2 separate regions of the Homo sapiens genome follow, and region 1 is linked to region 2. A link is an interaction called in ENCODE POLR2A ChIA-PET data of the cell type or tissue named here. Cell type or tissue: HepG2. All regions are shown on one strand. Links, peaks and the distances in the headings refer to the core of each region. The heading gives the core; the rest is flanking DNA. Region 1 overlaps SAE1 (SUMO1 activating enzyme subunit 1). Region 2 overlaps ZC3H4 (zinc finger CCCH-type containing 4).

The links. ChIA-PET counts read pairs that join two places held together with the same protein. Peaks named below come from ENCODE experiments on the same cell type or tissue, not always from the same donor. Only the 100,000 strongest peaks of a DNase experiment are listed, where the experiment ranks them.
Region 1: POLR2A ChIA-PET joins it to region 2 with 5 read pairs; 3 of 35 experiments call an interaction of 5 or more read pairs at or near these places.

Annotation. Positions count from the first base shown.
Region 1 is chr19:47,202,979-47,211,674 of GRCh38, forward strand. SAE1 (SUMO1 activating enzyme subunit 1) reads left to right here. Exons shown (of 9, transcript NM_005500.3): 8 at 693-762; 9 at 6,181-7,658. The coding sequence ends at 6,273. Among named protein-coding and RNA genes, the nearest start is that of MIR3190, 20 kb to the right of the region's middle. RefSeq lists enhancers at 6,013-6,762, 7,754-8,048. In HepG2, for the core only: no CTCF peak of the experiment used is centred there; no DNase peak of the experiment used is centred there.
Region 2 is chr19:47,090,014-47,101,463 of GRCh38, forward strand. ZC3H4 (zinc finger CCCH-type containing 4) reads right to left here. Exons shown (of 15, transcript NM_015168.2): 3 at 4,376-4,595; 4 at 3,957-4,067; 5 at 1-176. Among named protein-coding and RNA genes, the nearest start is that of ZC3H4, 18 kb to the right of the region's middle. RefSeq lists enhancers at 3,569-3,828, 4,259-4,368, 4,791-4,980, 5,251-5,300. In HepG2, for the core only: no CTCF peak of the experiment used is centred there; DNase peaks (open chromatin) are centred at 5,358 and 6,268; H3K4me3 peaks cover 714 bases.

The sequences.
Region 1 (8,696 bases), core at 137-5,136, 110 kb after region 2:
TTCACTTGTCTGTGTTCCAGTTTGCTTGGTGAGCACACAGCATTGTGTTCAGGAGTAGGAGCTGGCAGAGCACACTTCCTTTGGGGAAGTGGTGGAATTAAGTGATTTGCTTACTAGGATGGGTAACTTGGAGGGGCAGGTGACTGTGTCATCTAAAATTTGTCCTCTAGATGCCCCATCCTGGCCCAGAAGGGCTGGTTTCTATGTGGGTTGTGAAGACTTTTTCTGCCCTCATACTTTAATTTCACGCCTCAAATTTCCCTTGCTTCCTACATGTTAACACAGGCCTGCTCCCTGACATTTGTCTGGGAATAGCATATAGAACCCACTGGCCATTATGGGTAAGAAGAGAATTGCGAGAATGTGACCAGGGCACTGAAACATCTGATATCTCTAGGACAGATATAGGAAGCACAGATATAGTCTTTCCTTTAACTTATAAAGGTAAAAATAAAAGTATTGTGAAAGAATTTCTGCTTGCCAAAGTTCAAAGGTCTTTTCCAACCACTTATGAATCCCTTGCTCAGATTTCATTTTCACGCCTAGATGCCAGCATTAACACTGCTATCTGAATCGGGCCCTCCTGCTAGAAGTTGTTTTTATTCAGGAGAGCCTACTACTGAATTTCTCCAGATGTCATGGTCACAGTTCTGTTCCCAGTGCTCCATTTTCCTTGTCTTCCTCTCTTTTAGGTACTGCTTCTCCGAGATGGCCCCAGTGTGTGCGGTGGTTGGAGGGATTTTGGCACAGGAAATTGTGAAGGTAAAACATCACTGTGGAGCAGAAAATTGTTAACCATGACTTTGTATATGTGCTGACAGAGAGAATGGAAACTGTCTTAGACAGCTGCCTGCTTTCTCTCACCCCATTCATCTTTGTTTCATGCCCTCCCCATTTCCACCTCATCCCATTTTCTCTGGCCCATCCAGGTGCCATTCAGCAAATGACCTTGGAGTGCCTGCTCTGTGCTTAGCTCACAGTTGGCCATAGTGCCTCGAAGGTGTGATCTGCTCTCCCCTAACTGTATTAGTTATCCAGTGCCTGTTGTATTGGTCAGGGATTCTGCTTCTCATAGCTCTATAAGTGAGTACTATCATGATCCCCACTTAAGAGGAAGACACTTGGGCCCATGAAAGGGACTCCAGAACCTGTGCTCTTAACCTCTGTACAGTTTATCTCTATTCATCACCATGACATCAAAGCCCTCCCTTTTTTTTTTTTTTTTTTTTTTTTTTTTGAGATGGAGTCTCGCTCTGTCCCCCAGGCTGGAGTGCAGTAGCACGATCTCAGATCACTGCAAGCTCCACCTCCCGGGTTCACGCCATTCTCCTACCTTAGCCTTCCAAGTAGCTGGGACTACAGGCGCCTGCCACCACGCCCAGCTAATTTTTTTGTATTTTTAGTAGAGACAGGGTTTCACTGTGTTAGCCAGGATGGTCTGGATCTCCTGACATCGTGATCTGCCCACCTCAGCCTCTCAAAGTGCTGGGATTACAGGCATGAGCCACTGTACCCAGCCGCACCCCCCCCCTTTTTTTTTTTTTTTGAGACAGAATCTCACTTTGTCTCTCAGACTGGAGTGCAGTGGCATGATCTTGACTCACTGCAACCTCCGCCTCCTGGGTTCAAGCGATTCTCCTGCCTCAGCCTCCCGAGCAGCTGAGAGTACAGGTTCCCACCACCACACCAGGCTAATTTTTGTATTTTTAGTAGTTCACCATATTGGCCAGGCTGGTCTCGAACTCCTGACCTTGTGATCCTCCCACCTCAGCCTCCCAAAGTGCTGGGATTATAGGTGTGAGCCACCGCACCCGGCCAAGCCCCCGTCTTTTTAACCACACACTGTAGGTATTTGTAGAGAAATCAGTTTCTGTGTCCCCATGAACACACCAGGAGCCCCTCAAGGCTCTGTACAGGATGACCCGTGACCCTGTTAGGTAGGTGTTAGTGTGTCTCTCAGAAGGGAAGCATCTTATACAGGGTCACATAACCAGTAACTAGCACAGCCTTTTGAGGGTCTTCTGGAACATTTGGGTTGCTAAAACTATACCATACCCCCAAATATATTGTACATTCTTTGCAGACTTTGCTATTTGCCCGAAGATGTTAAATTTGCCTTTTGCAGGTTCTTGGCTGCCTTCGTGGACTCCGGTGAGGCTTTTTCCTTCTTTCTTATGGAGCAGAGTCGTGCCTGGTTAAATGATTGGCCATGTCCATGTACATGTCAAGTTTGAGCTTGGGAGGACAGTTTGGAGGCCAGCCCTTAACACTTTGTCTTGGGGTCTGTACATTCTGGAGGCGTTTGGCTCAATTTGTTAGTCACACCGTTTTCCTAAGGCTACTTTTTTTTTTTTTTTTTGTCTATTTTTTCTGATCCTTCTCTCTGGTCTAAATTCTTCCTTTGATCAAATCTAACTTTCTTCTATGTAATGGGCACCGAGGAGATATTTGGAGGGGGAAGAAAAGTGTGCAATGGCCATACCTCTTTCCTTGCTCACATTTTATACATAGCCCAGAGTGATGTGAAAATTACAGTTTATATGCCCAATCTGAGAAGAGGGTAATGGCCACCCAGAGGACTGTTCGAGCAGGATTCTGAGGCTCCCTGTAGACAAACTGCAGGAAAGAGTGCAGCAATGGGAATGTTCTAAGTGGGGAATGGGAATGTACATATTTTTGTAGCCTAAAATGACGACACCACCAATAATAGACAAGACTTACTGAAAGCCCACTGTCTGCCACACAAAGACAGTGTTTTTTACGTGGATACTCATTTCATCTCCCACCGGCCCTATGAGGTAGGAACTCCTGTGATCCCTGGTTTATAAAAGAGAGACTAAGGTGCAGGAAAGAAGATGCTTGCCCAGGCTAGTGAGTGTGGTGCCAGGATGTGGGCCCAGGCAGTCTGGTTTCTGAGCCTGTCCTCTTCACCACGGGGCAGTCATGCATCAGGTGTTGCCTTCAATGGCACCATCATGTAGAGACTGCATGGACCCCAGGGCCGCTGCCCTTGCATTGTCAGCCTTACTTCTGCACATCCCATTGAGGGGCTCCCCCTAAATTTTTCATGTGGGATGGAGACTGGAGGTTGGGGCAGGTAGCCTTGACCCCATTGTTGGTGGTAGTTTCTCACATCCCCATCCTCACACAGCCCCCTCCTTCCTGCCTGCTGGAGACAGCTGGTGCCCAGCATCTTGTTTCTGTTTATCCCAGATAGCCAGAGTACTCTGCATTCTTCGTTGCTGGGTGTGTTTGGAATCTCCTCCTACCCCATCTTGCTTGGGAAGCACTTTACCTTTTGCCCCATGTCACCCCATGCCCTGCTCTCATCCCCAGTACTCCTTCATACTTATTACTGGTCAGCCTTCAGCCAGCTGGCAGGCGGGGCCTGCAGTCCAAGGGCCTCAGACTCACCTTTCTCTCCTGAGGCACTGTCTGAGCGCCTATGGAAAGCTTACACTAGGAGATGGGTCAAGCGCAAGTCTGCTCCTTTGGAATCATCTTTTGCGTCTTTCCTTTCTTACGTCCTTCTAGATACCCTATTTTATATCCATGTCTACTTCCTTGGGTTTAAAGCAGTTTTCCTTTCTCTCCATCCCCACCGTCCACGGCAGGTCTCCCTGTCTATGGTAAGAGAGGTGATAGTGAAAGCAGCAGCCATCCCAGGTTCATGGTAAAACACATACCATCTCCTGTATCTTGGGTTTGAGGGTCTAAGAGTTCCACCTGTGTACTGTTGGACCCTTCCACCTGGCTAGGTTGGTGGCATCCCCAGTATTGGTAAAGGACTCCTGGCCCTATTATTATTAATAGCAGCTCCTACTTACTAAGAATTTACTACGTGCTCGGCACTTTACAAGCCTAGTCACATTTCATTCTCACCAAAACTCTAGCAGGCAGGTGCTTTTTATTTGCCTATTTGCCCAGAGAAGCAAACTTCTTTCTGATCCAAGCTCCATGTGGACAGAGACCTCAGAATCCTTAATGTCTAGCTGAATACCTGGCATAGAGTAGATGCTTAATAAATGTTCCCTTGACTGGGTGCAGTAGCTCATGCCTGTAATTCCAGCACTTTGGGAGGATTGCTTGAACCTAGAAGTTCAAGACTAGCTTGGGCAACATGAGGAGACCTCATCTCTACAAAAGTCCCAGCTACTCAAGAGGGTATGGGAGGATATCTGGAGCTGGGGAGACGGAGGTTGCAGTAAGCCGAGAATGTGCCTCCCACCTGGGTAGCAGAACAAGATCCTATCTCAAAAAATTAAAAACATTTACAAATAAATAAAATTTCCCTGGAAAAATGGCTGACTAACACTATTTGTATATGGTAGATGTGATTGTCCCTGTTTTATGGATGAGGAAAAGGGTTTGGTGCTGAGTTTGAAGAGGAGCAGTTCAGGATGTGTAGCCCCACCTTCCTCATGAATGATGGGACGGTGCTCCTGGGAACCGTTAAACCCTGCCCTGGCAGCTTGCCTAGGTGATGTCTTCCTCTTTAAATGGTAGCTTGTGGTGAAATTTCAATCCTTTCTGGGTTAAGGACCTGTTTGAAAATTTGTGACAATTGTGAACCCTTTCTCAGAAAGATGTATGTGCATACAAGACTCAGTATGTTGTTTCGGGGGCTGACCCTGCCTCAAAAGACAGGGCCACGTGCTCACTCTCCTTCCCACCCCTCTCTCTCGCTCTCTGTTGCCCAGGCTGGAGTACAGTGGTGCCATCACAGCTCACTGCAGACTTGATTTCCCTGGACTTAAGTGATCCTCCCACCTCAGCTTCCTGAGGCACTGAGACTATAAGCACACGCCACCACATCCAACTAATTTTTTTTATTTTTTGTAGATATGGGGTTTTGCCATGTTGCCCAGGCTGGTCTCGAACTCCTGGGCTCAAGTGATTCTCCCGCCTCGGCCTCCCTAAGTGCTGGGATTACAGATGTGAGACATTAAGCCCAGCCCTGTTCTTGTATTTTAAAGTGCTCTGTCTGGTAACCCCACAAGATAATCACCATTGCCATTGCTAAATAGCATTGTCCAGGCCCTCTGGATCCCAGCCCTGACCCCCTGTGGAAGCCTAGCGACTCTATGTCCTCATGGAATAGCCCCCGCTTCTGCATCAGTGTGTTCCTTGATTAAATGTGTCCCCTTAGGTGATAAAGGCCACAGCCTAAGAACTGCCACCTTTCTCAGTTGAATAGTCATGAATAATTATTTCTGCTGTTTGCCCAATGGTGGTGCAACACAGTGTTAGTCATTGTTTTAGTTTTAAGGTGTTTTTTTGTTTGTTTGTTTTTTGTTTTGAGACAGGGTCTCACTCTGTTCCCCAGGCTGGAGTATAGTGGCACTATTACAGCTCACTGCAGCCTCAATGTCCCAGGCTCAAGCGATCCTCCCACCTCAGCCTCCCGAGTAGCTGGCACCTTGGGCATGCATCACCATACCTGGCTAATTTATGTCATTTTTCTTTTTCTCTTTTTTTTTGAGACAGAGTCTCACTGTGTCGCCCAGGCTGGAGTGCGGTGGCGCAATCTCAGTTTACTGCAACCTCTGCCTCCTGGGTTCAAGCAATTCTCCTGCCTCAGCCTCCCGAGTAGCATGCCACCATACTCGGCTAATTTCTGTATTTTTAGTAGAGACAGGTTTCACCGTGTTGGCCAGGCTGGTCTCCAACTCCCAACCTCAGGTGATCCGCCCACTTCAGCCTCCCAGAGTGCTGGGATTACAGGCGTGAGCCACTGCGCCCCACCTATTTTAGTTTTCATATAGACGGGATCTCACCATGTTGCACAGACTGGTCTTGAATTCCTGGGCTCAAGTGATTCTCCCACCTCAGCCTCCCAAAGTGCTGGGATTACAGGTGTGAATGTGCCTGGCCCTGGCCTGTTTTACATTTTTGAGATACATAGTTTAACCCAGGCAAATACATTTCTTAATCTCATGTTAGGAAAATAAGGTAATGTTTGGAGAGGTTAAATAATCTCCCCATGGACACACAGCTTGTAAGGGACAGAGCAAGGAGATAGGACAATCAAAATTGTCTCCAGACATTGCCAAATAGCCCTTTGGGAGCAAAATCGACCCCAGTTAAGAACCACTGCCCTAGACTGCTTTTAGAATTTTTTTTTCCCTCTATTCCTCTTAAAGCACTTGAGCTAAACCCTCTTTTCATTTTTCTCCCCAGGCCCTGTCTCAGCGGGACCCTCCTCACAACAACTTCTTCTTCTTCGATGGCATGAAGGGGAATGGGATTGTGGAGTGCCTTGGCCCCAAGTGAACTCAAGATTTGGCAGCCCCAGAGATGCCAACTGCAGCATGCCCACCTGTATTCCCTGTCCCCTTCCTTCATGAAGGCATCTCCAGGCAAGGAAAACTGAAGTCATTGGCCCGATACAAAACATTTCCTGCAACGAAGGAGGTGGTGCCGACGTGCTGCTTCCCATCACCAGCAGCTGCTCGACAAGGGGCGCAGGGTGGCTGTCTTTGTTCCAGCACTGTTCAGGCTGCCTGTCATCCCGGGCCTGCCAGCTCCCCTGAGTGATGAGCACTTCCAAGCACCCCTCTGCCCTTTCTCTGTCCTTATGCTGTCCCGGCCTCGCCAGCCCTCTGGGGCATTGTGGGAGATGCCTGCCAGGAATGAGCAAGCTCTGTTGCTCGGGAGCCTCTTGTCACCTTCTTGGACTTATTCCCCACCTGATACCTTATAGAGAAAAGTGTGAATTCAGGTGGAGAGTAGGCCCAGGCCCCATGAGGCACCAGTGGAAGCACAGCTCCAAGTTCAGACAGGTGCCCTTAGAGAGGAAAACCATGACAGGCAAATGCATTTCCTCTGGAGTTTGAGACCCTGACAAACAACAGGTGGCATCTGGTGTGCTGTTCTTGAGTTTTCGTTTAGGATTAGTTGAGTTCCAGCTGGGTTTTGGGAGAAAGGAGATGCTACCAAGTCTTGGATGTTAGGGCGAGACCCTGCAAGTTGAGTATTAGAGAGCTTGTCTTTCAAGGCAGGTTCCTGGGGCTTCAGGGCTAGGAGGGAGGAGCCTGCCCTTTTAACAGAACCCCAGTCACATGCGGCTCAAGTCACTCAGAGGCTGTTGCATTTCAGGGCTATGTTGGTCCTTTGTTTACCTCCTAAACCACAGCTGTTTGTGTTTCACATATGTTGTGAATTTTCCTTGGTTCTTTTTAAAGGAATGATAATAAAGTTACTTGCTTTAGGATTTGCTTGTTTTTCTTCCACTTCAGAAGCTTCTGAGAGGGAATGGGATGATCCTACCAGTTGCCTTTTCAGACCTGAGGCTCTAACTCAAGAGATTCCTCCTCTCCCTCACCATTCCTGCCACCATTTTTTCTGGGTGATGCAGCAAGAGTTAAATTGTTCACATTCTAGAATGTGTAGAAGCTTCTGGCTCCAGTTGTCTAATGGATAATTCAGCTAAATAGTGGCTATTTTCAGTGGCAAGAATTATAATAATAAAGGGAAGTCAAAAGTGATGCTTCATATGCCCCAAGTGCCACAGCCGCTACGGGTCAGAGCTTTTATTGGAAGACCAGGTTTGCCTTGATGCAGCCAAAGTGCGTTCCAGTTCACCCCACTCTTGCTTGTGTTTCTTCTTTATGTAAATTGTGTGATGTTTCAATAAATCAGTCTCTTTCCTATTCTGATCCTGCAGCAGTTAGTCGGGGAGAAAAGTGGTCTTCACTACAGAAGGGCCTCTGTTCCTCAACCCTGCATCACCTGCTCCCGCCGGAGGTGAGACAGGGGCTGCATTTCGGAAAGGATCCGTGTCTCGCCACCTTTAGTGCAAGTCAGTGGCGTCAGGGTCAGCAGTTACATTGCTGCATGAATTTCACGTGGTCTTTAAATTCTGAGCTAATTATACTCTTGACTGTAATGTGCAGCCTTGGTCACAAGGGGGAGCAGGTGGGTCTGGATTGATAAAAACAAAATTGTAGAATCGTCCCGGAAGCTTCAAACTTTTCCACCCTGTACCTCTAACGGCAGAGATTAAGTCACCCAGAGGACCCCTCAGGAATCGAGGGGAAAGCTGCCAGCCCCAGGCAAGAAATGTCTAGTTTCTACAAATTTCATAAACTGCCACATGATGTTTGTATTAATCATAAAAATGAAGAAAAAAAGGCCAGGCGTGGTGGCTCACGCCTGTAATCCCAACATTTTGGGAGGCTGAGGCGGACGAATCACGAGGTCAGGAGTTTGAGAGCAGCCAGGCCAACGTGGTGAAACCCTGTCTACTAAAATTACAAAAATTAGCCGGGCATGGTGGCGGGTGCCTGTAATCTCAGCTACTGGGGGAGGCTGAGACAGGAGAATCACTTGAACCTGGGAGGCGGAGGTCGCAATGAGCTGAGGTCGCACCACTGCACTCCAGCCCGGGTAACAGTGTGACACTCCATCTCAAAATCTGCAGTCAGTCAGGCATGGTGGGAGGCTGTGGCGGGAGAAGCACTTCAGCCCAAGAGTTCGTGACCAACTTGGGAAACAAAGCAAGACCCCATCTCCACAAAAAAAGAAATAGCTGAGCATAGTGGCTTGTGCCTGTGGTCACAGCTGCTTGGGAGACTGGGGCAGGAGGATCACTTGAGCCCAGGAGTTTGAGGCTGAAATGACCTGGATTTCACCACTGCACTGAAGCCTGGGTGAAAGAGTGAGACACTGTCTCGAAAAAAAAATCCCAGCACTTT
Region 2 (11,450 bases), core at 3,382-8,381:
TCTTTGGTGAAGTCGTCATAGTCCTCCTTGCCCATGTCCTCCTCCTCGTCGCCCTCATATTCCCCATACTGCTCATTCTCGTAGTCCTCGTACATGCCATAACTCTTGCTGTCCATCTTGGAGTATGCCTTCTTGGGCAGGGGCGTGGCATGCGATGGGGGGTACTGCTGGTGGGACTGCGTCCCAGAGATGGGGAAAAGAGGTGAGCCGGATCCCACAGCCGTGGGTGCAGACTACCAAGATACCCAGGGTTCCCTAAACGAACATGTCTGTCTGGGTGTCACTACTGTCCCAGGGTTGCACTGCTGGTCTCCAGCCCCTCTGGGGACTGGTTCTCGTACCAGGGAGTGGGAGTAGCAGCGGGCCCAAGTGTTTCTGTTCTTCATAAAGGGCCAGAACTAGAAAGAAAACAGAACCACAGACCCCCGATCCCTGATGAACAAAGGGGAGAAGAAGGGAGCATTTCCCAAGGATGCAGAGCAAGCGCACGTGGAGGGGCCTGGGAAGCAGGCGGGGGCTGCTTGGTCACAATTTTCCTAGGGCCCTGGAATTCAATAAATGGCCTGCTTGGCAGCCAGGCTGGACAGCCATCTCAAATGATGCTTTCCAAAGTGTGGTAATGCCAAGTGGTACTAGAAGAAGTTAAAGATACTCATAAAAACGGAAGCAACCAAGACATCCTTCAACAGGTAAATGGATAACAAACTGGTATATCCAGACAATGGAGTAACGACGAATATGTAACAATAAAGTGTGTATTGGGCAAAACCCAGAGAACTATACAACCCTAAGTAATAACAATGTATCAATACCGGCTCATCAATTCTAACAAAGTTACCACAACAATGCAAGACATTGGTAATGGGAAACTGGAGGCAGGGAAGGGGGCAGGCAGAGGGGAGAAGGGAACTCTACTACTACCTGCTCAATTTTGAATAAACTTAAAACAGCTCTAAAAAAGAAAGTCAGGGGGCTGGGCGCGGTGGCTCATGCCTGTAATCCCAGCACTTTGGGAGGCCGAGGCGGGCAGATCACAAGGTCAGGAGATGCAGACGCGAAATGCGATCTCTACTAAAAATGCAAAAATGCAACAACAACAACAACAACAAAATAGCCGAGTGTGGGGCAGGCACCTGTAATCCCAGCTACTTGAGAGGCTGAGGCAGGAGAATTGCTTGAACCCGCGAGGCAGAGGTTGTAGTGAGCAGAGACTGCACCACTGCACTCCAACCAGGGTGACACAGCGAAACAACAACTCAAAAAAATTAAAATAAAGTCCGGGCACAGTAGCTCACACCTGTAATCCCAGCACTGTGGGAGGCCCAGGCAGGCAGATCTCTTGAGGTCAGGAGTTCCAGACCAGCCTGGCCAACATGGTGAAACCCAGTCTCTACTAAAAATACAAAATGAATTAGCCGGGCATGGTGATGGGCGCCTCTAATCCCAGCTACTCGGGAGACTGAGGTGTGAGAATCACTTGAACCCGGGAGGCAGAGGATGCGGTGAGGCAAGATTGCGCCACTGCACTCCAGCCTGGGCGACAGAGCGAGACTCTGTCTCAAAAAATAATTAAAATTAAAAAAAAAAAGTTGGGCCAAGCGTGGTAGCTCACGCCTGTAATCCCAGCACTTTCGGAGGCAAAGGCAGGCAGATCACAAAGTCAGGAGTTCGAGACCAGCCTGGCCAACATAGTGAAACCCCGTCTCTACTAAAAATACAAAAAAAAAAAATTTGCCAGGTGTGGTGGTGGGCGCCTGTAATCCCAGCTACTTGAGAGGCTGAGGCAGGAGAATCGCTTGAACCAGGGAGGCGGAGGTTGCAGTGAGCCGAGATTGTGCCACTGCACTCCAGCTTGGGCGACAGAGCGAGACTCCATCTCTAAATAAATGAATGAATGAACGCATAAAAAAGTCGGCTGCGCATGGTGGCTCATGTCTGCAATCCCCGCACTTTGGGAGGCCGAGGTGGGCAGATCATTTGACCCCAGGAATTTGAGACCAGCCTGGGCAACATTTTGAAACCCCATCTCTACCAAAAGTACAAAAATTAGCCTTGGCGTTATGGCCCATGGTTCCAGCTACTTAGGAGGCTGAGGCAGGAAGATCACCTGAGCCCAGGGAGCTCGAGGCTGCAGTGAGGTGAGATCACACCACTGCACTCCAGCCTGGGCAACAGAGTGAGATCCCATCTCAATAAACAAACAAACAAACAATAAAGCCCACTAATTTTAAAAAATCCGAATTATAGAAAAACAGGACAATGCAAAATACAGCTAGACACACAGACACACATACAAGTACTTTAGCAGATCTTTAAAATGCCTCCAGCTCTAGTTCATAAAAAGCACGCAATGTTCCCTCCATTTCCTGCCTCCCTCAGGTTTGAAGGCCAAACCTACACCAGTAGATCAATCTCAACTATGGTATTGGACAATGAATCATTTGTTGTGATGGATGATGCTGGGTCATGGGATACCTGGGACAGCTTTAAAGACCTACTAACTTTAAAACATTTCTCAACCAGCCGGGCACGGTGGCTCTCGCCTGTAACCCTAGCACTGTGGGAGGCCAAGGCGGGCGGGTCACCTGAGGTCAGGAGTTCGAGGCCAGCCTGGCCAACATCGTGAAACCCTGTCTCTACTAAAAATACAAAAATCAGCCGGGCAAGGTGGCACATGCCTGTAATCCCAGCTACTCGGGAGGCTGAGACAGGAGAATCGCTTGAACCAGAGAGGTGGAAGTTGCAGTGAACCGAGATTGCCCCACTGCACTCCAGCCTAGGCGACAGAGCAAGACTCCGTCTCAATAAATAAATAAATAAATAAATAAATAAATAAACAAACAAGACAAAACATTTCTCATCCAAACCCGGACACCCACGTGCCAACGAATACTGGGTAAAGTAATCATAAGATGATTTGCGGCCGGGCGCGGTGGCTCACACCTGTAATCCCAGCACTTTGAGAGGCCGAGGCAGGCGGATCACGAGGTCAGGAGATGGAGACCATCCTGGCTAAGACGGTGAAATCCTGTCTCTACTAAAAACACAAAAACTTGGCCGGGAGTGGTGGCGGGTGCCTGTAGTCCCAGCTACTCAGGATGCTGAAGCAGAAGAATGGTGCGACCCCAGGAGACAGAGCTTGCAGTGAGCTGAGATTGCACCACTGTACTCCAGCCTGGGCGACAGAGTGAGACTCTGCCTCAAAAAAAAAAAAAAAAAAAAAAAAATGATTTGCTTTTCTCTTATGGGATTTTCTGGGGGAAGAAATGGTATACAAACTGAACAAATAATTTAAATTGCTGCTTGAAATGAGAGCGACAGTGGCTGAGTATCTAACCTCTGCCTACTGGCTACTTGAGAACATTTCATTCTCTTGCCAATTTCCCAAAAAGGTCATTTGTGAACAGTGGAAGCCAGTCAGCCGTGACGTGGACCAGTCAGCATCTTTCTCTGAGACATACAGGGCCTTGCTAAGGCCGCATGGAGGAGGCTCGAGAACATGCCTCATGGAGGTCAGCTAGGGCCTGGGTTCAAATCCCAGCTCCTTTACTTCAGAGAGCTGGGCAACCCTGTTGAAATTTTCTTTTCCTTTTGAGACAGGATCTTGCTCTGTCTGTCACCCAGGCTAGAGTACAGTGGCTGATCATAGCTCACTGCAACCTTAAACTTCTGGGCTCAAGGGATCTTCTCACCTCTGCCTCCTGAGTAGCTGGAACTACAGGCATGCCTGGTTAATTTTTTTATTTTTTGTGGGGTCTCACTTGGTTGTCTGGGCTGCCTTGTTGAAATTGTCTAAGTTTCAGTTTCCTCACTCATAAAATGGGGATTAAATTAATACCTGATGGCCCAGGACTGAAACTCACAAAAAATGCCCAGAACACAGCAAGTGCTCAAGAAACACAAGCAGTTGAACTCCTCCCGGCCCCAGAGCTCAGCAGTGCATGCCAGTCACTCACCGGCGCATATGGGGGGCTGTACTCTCTGTACTTGCGGTGACCTTTCTCACTGGGGCTGAAATCCGAGTCATCTGAGAAGTCAGAGAAGTCATCGCTAGAAGAAGCATGGCGCTGTAATGACAGGGGAAGGAGACTCAGCAACCTGCCACAGGCAGGCCACTCGGGCACAGTCAGCCTCAGGACAAACTATGCTGGCATGTGCCGCAGGGCTCTGCGCTTCACCTGAAACACCTCACCTGGGGCACTTAGTGGCAATGAAGCATAAGCTACCAACTCTTTTAAAAAAGGTCTTTATCCAATTTGAGATAAGCAAAGGCATTAAGAGTGCCCTCTGGGGTGGACAGCAAAAGCTCAGCCCCTGGGGCTCTCAGCCAGGCCCAATGCCAGGCAGTGGCAGTCCCAGGGGATCTCCGACCTACTTTGTGCTTGGATTTCCTCCTCTTCTTCGACCTCCTTTTCTCTTTCTCCCGCTCTTTCTTCCGTTTCCGCTTCAGTCTCCTGTGGGACTTCTCCTCATCCGAATCACTGTGATGCTTCTCCCCCTTTTCTTTCCGGCTTCTCTCAGGCCCTCCGGAGGTATCCTGGGTCTCCTCTGCCCCATCATCTTCCAATTCACCTTCTTCCAACTCTCCATCTTCCCTACAAACAAACCCCAATCCCACCATGAACACAGGGTTTGAGAGGAGACCTCCTAGGGCTCTGGGCTGGCCAAGGCTGACAGGAACCGAAGGCCTGACTGCTGTGAGCGAAGTGAGACCCTGGGAGGACATGGGGGCCATGGCCTCTTGTTCCATCCCTTATCCTCCCCCTGAAAGAACTGTGCTTGCTCCAGTCTAACCTGGCTGGGGGAGGGGTAGGAGTTTAAGGGCATTACCACTAACACCGGGACACATCTACGCCAGATTTCCCAACAGAACTAGTGTTCTTAGAAGAAGAAACCGACAAGGTGCTGTGGTCACATAAGCAGGAAGAGCCCCATCTTGGGGATTCATAATGCTTAACGCTGCACAACTTCCAGGAAGCCCCATAGTCCAGAAACCCACACAGCTCTGCTGTGAAGCACTTGGGGCACTTCTAAACCTTGCTTGACCACAGAAGTCTCTCTCCCAGGGAGCACAGACCCACATCCCCTCCCTCCCAGGCCCAGGATTGCCTGCTGGGCCCCGGGCCCCAGTGAGCTGGGCGTCAGTGCCACCTGAGGCTGAGGGCGGTGGCTGTGCACCGTGGAGAGGGCCTTGGTTCTGAACCAGGGGTGGCCCCAAGCTACCTGGGACCCACCCACAGGCAGGCCTGGGCTGTGGCCTGAGAACCCTCCAAGTACTTTATTACAAAAGCCCCATGAGAACCGCTGGAAACAGGCTCAGAGTCCCAGGTCACAAGGTCTGACCCACCCTCGTCAGTCCCACACCTCTAGGCCGGAGGCAAGCAAACACTGAGCAGCTGGAGGAGGGGGGACGGATCCCAGGCCCCTCCTGAGGGCCTCACATGATACCGGCCCTGCTTTCTCTCCCTCCTCTGACTCACCTCCAGATAGTGGAACCCCTTCTGGCTCCCCATCCTACACTCTTCCAATTCCCCCGTGTCACCCCAATCTCCAGGACTTTAAAAGTGCTCTCCAAACATGACAGACACTGCCCAGTGGACATTCTGCATATGTAAATATCTATGGGGTGGGGTAGGAGTGAGGAAGAAATTGGGTTCAGGAGGGGGAGGCTGGAAAAAGAATCCAGTTTTTGAGCCAAACCCACAGACACAGTGTTCACAAGTACAGGAGTTGGTAAAGGAAAAAAACAATCTTTTTGAATAATTTTAAAAAGCTCCCAAAGTTCCCCATGAATGACCACAAAAAGGCTTGCGTGAGAGCATCCAACTCCTTCCGTCTCAATTAACTAGGACACAAAGAGAAGTGATGTAAGGAGGAAACATCACGAGCCCAGGCCCCAAAAGGTTAGCCACAAATGGAGCTATCTCTGCGGAAAGGCCCGCAGCTGCCCAAGCGGGAGCCAATGTATTAGGCGTGCTTGCCTGAAGGTTCCAGGGCATGTGGCAGACTCCTCCTCCCAGGACCCTCCACTGTCCTTTCGCTTATGTCCCTCCCTTTGTCTGCCTTGGGGCTGCTACCCAAACATCAAGGAGCGCCTCAAGAGCAGCTTTTTCTATGAACTCTCACTCCCAGTTCAAAGGGGATGGGTTCTATTTCAAACCCAAGTGGCCCAGCCCCACAGATACCCCTGGGCAGAGGTCAAGGGCAACTCTCAAAACAGAATGCAGGACACAAAACTCTTTCTGCTGCTTCAAAGTCAACAACACAGGTGACCTGACCCATGTGCACCTTGTGTTGCTTCCCCGACTAGCAAACTTGGAATGGGGCGGGGGTGCAGGCTGCAGTCCTGACAAGGGAGGTGCCTTCCCGCTGGGGTGCGGCCCACAGAAACCAGGCGTGGAGCAAAGTCCTCACTGGACACCTCACCCACACCGAAAAGGGCCACATGACTGGGAAAACTGGTTTTGTCCCAAGGGAGAAGCTGTTACTCAGTGACATGGCAAACTGCCCGCCGCCAGGAGCTGTGCAGACACTGGGAGGTGGCACCCTGATGGGAATACTGGGGGCAGGCCAGGGCCACACCTCAAGAGAAAGGGAGAGACGGACAGACTGAGCGGGAGAAGGCCCGGGACAGACTGGAGGTATACATGCTGGGGTTCCATAAAGAAAAGCTAAGAACAACATTACTCTCGACACTTAAGTCTAGAAGGGATAAAGCTGAGAGGGACATGATCACCACCCAGGCCACTAATATTTTAAATGCCATATCTGTGCCAGGTTGCTTGACTACCTCCTTTTCTGCACTGACAAGAAACTTGGTCCACAAGGCAGGTGCCTGATCATCAGGGCTGGGTCAGCTGAGCCGGAGTGGGTGGCAGCCTCAGCACGCCCTCCCTTATGTCCAACACCGCGGCACAGCAGGCGACAGTCTTGCCCAGGGTCAGCTGAGGCCTCCTTCCCTGTCCTGATGCCACTCGCTGGCTCGGACGAAGGTACAGGCTACTCTACATCTAACACCTGCGGGCAGAGGACAAAAGACCATTCAAGGAACTCCAAGAGCCTTAACCATCATCCAGAATGATTCTAGAAAGGAATCACCAAGGTAGAGAAGTGCAGCATTCAAATTCACCCTACAAAGACCTGAGCCAAAGAGGGATTCTGCACATTATCGATATTAACAGCTCCAGGCACATCTGGGCTCAAAGAGAATCAACCATACAACTTTTCACAAAACAGGCAGTGACTACTTGAAATTTTGTTTCCCTAAAGTTGAGAGAGGCAGAGAAATACATAGGATTTTTTTGTTGTTGTTAAACTGCTGACGGTTGATAAAGGGGCACTGAGACAGCAACAATAAACAGATCACTGCATTCTCAGGGCCCTCTGGCCATGTCAGGCCCTCAAGCCCCTCCGAGCCCTGGGCTAACTTCTGTCCACAGTCACCTCAAGGGGTCCCCCCTCACGACACCCAAGATGCTCTCCTAGCTAAACGTCCTGCGTGAACACGAGGTCTTGACTATATTCTTCAGACTCTGTTCAACAGAAAGCAAAAAGAAAGGAAGTCGAGCCAAATGGGAATCCCGTGGGCCACCAGCGCGACGGCACAAAGGCGGTCTCAACAAAACAGCAACCAGGTTTCAGCGATGCCACTTAACAGACTGCCGGCAAAATCCGTGTCAGAGTGGGATTAAATGCCAAGGGAACATGCTTAATAGACCTCGACATAATCCCCCAAGAAAAGTGGGGGAAGCCCCACCGCGCTAATCATTTCAATCTAGACCTGCCAAACTCTCTTGAGACAAGCAAGCAGGAGAAAAGCCTGCCGTGGCGGCCTGTGCAGGGAGCACTCTATTCCCAGAGCCTGGATTGGCAACGCCTGACATGGCTGCACTCGGTCCGCTGCCCAGAGCCCTCGGGAACAAGAAAGCAACCACCCTGGGAGACCGACTTGGAACTGGCCCCCATGAGGAAATGGGAAGAGGCCAACGCCTTGCCTTGAGCCAGTCCTGCCCCGTACCTCCCGGACAAAGCTCCCGGGTATTTCGGTTCCCATTTTCAGCACTGGCTGCTCCTCCCCCTGGTCAAAGAACAGATCTGGACGCCCACTCTAAGGAACAGGCCAACTCCACAGGGCCCACAAGGATGCTGGGTTCAGCACACACCACGGACTTGGCAAAAACAGTGCTTGGTAAAGACATTTCATGTTCAGACCGGGTGTGGTGGCTCATGCCTTCGGGAAGCCAAAGCAGGCAGATCACTTGAGGTCAGGAGTTCGGGACCAGCCTGGCCAACACGGCAAAACCTTGTCTCTACCAGTAATACAAAAATTAGCTGGGCGCGATGGTGGGTGCCTGAAATTCCAGCTACTCAGGAGGCTGAGGCACAAGAACTTGAACCTGGGAGGCAGAGATTGCAGTAAGCCAAGATTGTGCCATTGCACTCCAGCTTGCGAGACAGAGTGAAACTGTGTCTCAAAAAAAAAAAAAAAAAAACTAATCCCAGCACTTTGGGAGGCCAAGGCAGGCAGATCACCTGAGGTCAGGAGTTTGAGACTAGCCTTGCCAACATGGCGAAACTCCGTCTCTACTAAGAATGCAAAAATTAGACCAGTGAAGTGGTGGGTGCCTGTAGCCCCAGCTACTCAGGAGGCTGAGGTAGGAGAATCGCTTGAACCTGGGAGGCGGAGATTGCAGTGAGCCAAGATCGCGCCACTGCACTTCAGTCTGGGTGACAGAGCTAGAGACTCGGTTTCAAAAAACAAAACAAAACAAAAGATATTTCATGTCCAAAGTAGACATGATATTTCAAAGGAGATATTTCATACTGCCTCATCCAGCAGCCTACAGATTCGGGCCTCATGCTCCTTTCTGCAGACCAAGTAACTCAACCAGCTCCACCTCTTCTCTGGAGTATGCTCTTAGTCTGTAACCTGAGCCTTGCTTTTCTGATCTACTGAATGGGATAACAGCAGCACCTATCTCAAGGGCTGTGAAGGTTAAATGAAATAATAGGGATAAAGCCCTTGACATGAGGAACAGGCACAAAGGAAGAAGCAGCTGTTGGTTTTAAAAACCAGCTAGCATGAGGGCATCTCTCCACGGAAAGCCCTAACTGGCTGGAATGCTAAGTGGGAAGCATGTTCTCTATAAGAAAGCTACAGCCAGGGCCGGGCGCGGTGGCTCACGTCTGTAATCCCAGCACTTTGGGAGGCCGAGGTGGGCGGATCACCTGAGGTCGGGAGTTCAAGACCAGCCTGACCAACATGGAGAAACTCCATATCTACTCAAAATACAAAATTAGTCGGGCTTGGAAGAACACGCCTGTAAACCCAGCTACTCGGGAGGCTGAGGCAGGAGAATCACTTGAACCTGGGAGGCGGAGGTTGCAGTGAGCCAAGATCACGCCACTACACTCCAGCCTGGGCAACAAGAGTGAAACTCCGTCTCAAAAAAAAAAAAAGAAAAAAAGAAAGCTGCAGCCAGCTCTCCCTGACGGACACTGCTGACTGCTGGTCAACAAGTTCTTTCTACTTGGTCACAACCACACATACACTGTTCTCCCAAGCCATCCTGCTGACAAAACTGACAAAAGCAACATCTCCCCTTCCTCAGCTCTAATCTAGGCAGTACCAGAAGCCACCAAGTGGCTAATCAAGACAAAAAGGCGTAGGGAGAGCTGAGCCCCGGGAAGGAACAAAGGCTTCTTACAGAAATGAAGCTTGGCAACATGGCAGCTCTCTAGACAAGAGGGTTGGACGAAAGCTGAAAGGGGCCCAGGGTTTATGGATCAACCTGGTTTACAAGAGTTTAAAAAAAAAAAAAAAAAAAAAAAGGCAAAGTACAACACAAAAGATGGAAACTCATGGGAACAGCAGCGGTTACCTTAAGATCATGAGAGCCCTTGATAAGAGGCGGCTAGGTTAATGTGAAGGTCAGGGTTATGATCATTAACTGCCCAGACTCTCAACAAATTGCCTGGGTAGGCTCTGAATGACCCATTAACTAGGGACAAAATCACAAAAATTACAAGGAGGCGCCGCCTCTTCAAATATTTAACAACCAGCCTAAATGCAGAAGTCCAGGATCCCCAAGTCCGATTCTGCGGACTAGTCGTTTATTAGGATTGAAGGCGCAGGGCCTTTGCTTCAGAAATTCAGCTCAGGGCTCATGCCAAAGAAAGGCCCGAGACCTTCCCTTGAGTTAGGACGTAATGAAGCAGCCATAGGGGAAACCTCACGGAGGGATTTTCAGAGCCAGGAAATTCTTGAAATAAACCTCTGGGTCTTGCACATGCTTTTCAGTGTCCTTACTACCTAGGTTCATCAACCAGAAACCAAGAACAAATGTGCTCTGTCTCCTTTTCTTCAGCATTCTCAGGTGTCATCATAGCCTGCTCTGTGACATCATGCCATTTCCATGGTAACGTGCCTACGCCACGGCAACCACCCAAGTGAGACACAAAACTGGCAAAGAGAAGTCCAGGCATCAGCATCTGTACCCTGTACCCTACACCCTCACTTCAACATAAGACAGTCTACCCACTGCTGGCATCTAGATACGAAGACACCTACTGGTGGATGTGACGATAGGAGAAATTGGAGCCATCTGAACCCAGCCTGGGTATTTGAGATATTAATTGTTAATCTTGTTAGAAATGAGTTTTGTAGAAAGGTTTTTTGTTTTGTTTTATTGTCTTTTCTTTTGAGACGGGGATCTTACTCTGTCGCCCAGGCTGGAGTGCAGTGGCGTGATTTCGGCTCACTGCAACCTTCGCCTCCTGGGTTCAAGTGATTCTCATTCCTCAGCCTCCTGAGTACTGGGATTACTGACACCTGCCACCGCGTCCAGATAATTTTTGTATTTTTAGTAGAAACAGGGTTTCGCCATGTTGGCCAGGCTGGTCTCGAACTCCTGACCTCAGGTGATCCGCCTGCCTCAGCCTCCCAAAGTGCTGGGATTACAGGTGTGAGCCAACACACGCGGCCTGTAGTTATGTTTTTAAATAATCATAAAGTTAGAGATTCATACTGAAGAATCTACAGGTATAGGCCAGACACAGTGGCTCATGCCTGTAATCCCAGCATTTTGGGAGGCCAACAGGCGGATCACTTGAGCCCTGGAATTTGAGACCAGCCTGGGCAACATGAGGAAACCCCATCTCTACAATAAATACAAAACTTAGCCTGGCAGCATGTGCTTGTAGTCCCAGCTACTCAAGAGGCTAAGGCGAGAGGATCGATTCAGCCAGGAGGTCGAGGCTGCAGTGAGCTATGATTGCACCACTGCCCTCCAGCCTGGGCAACAGAGTGAGACCCTGTCAGACTGCTTGAGCCCAGGAGTTAGAGACCAGCCTGGGCAACACAGTTAGACCCCGTCTCCACAAATAATTTAAAGACAGGGTCTCTCTATGTTGCCCAGGCTGGTCTTGAACTCTTGGACTAAAGCCTGCCT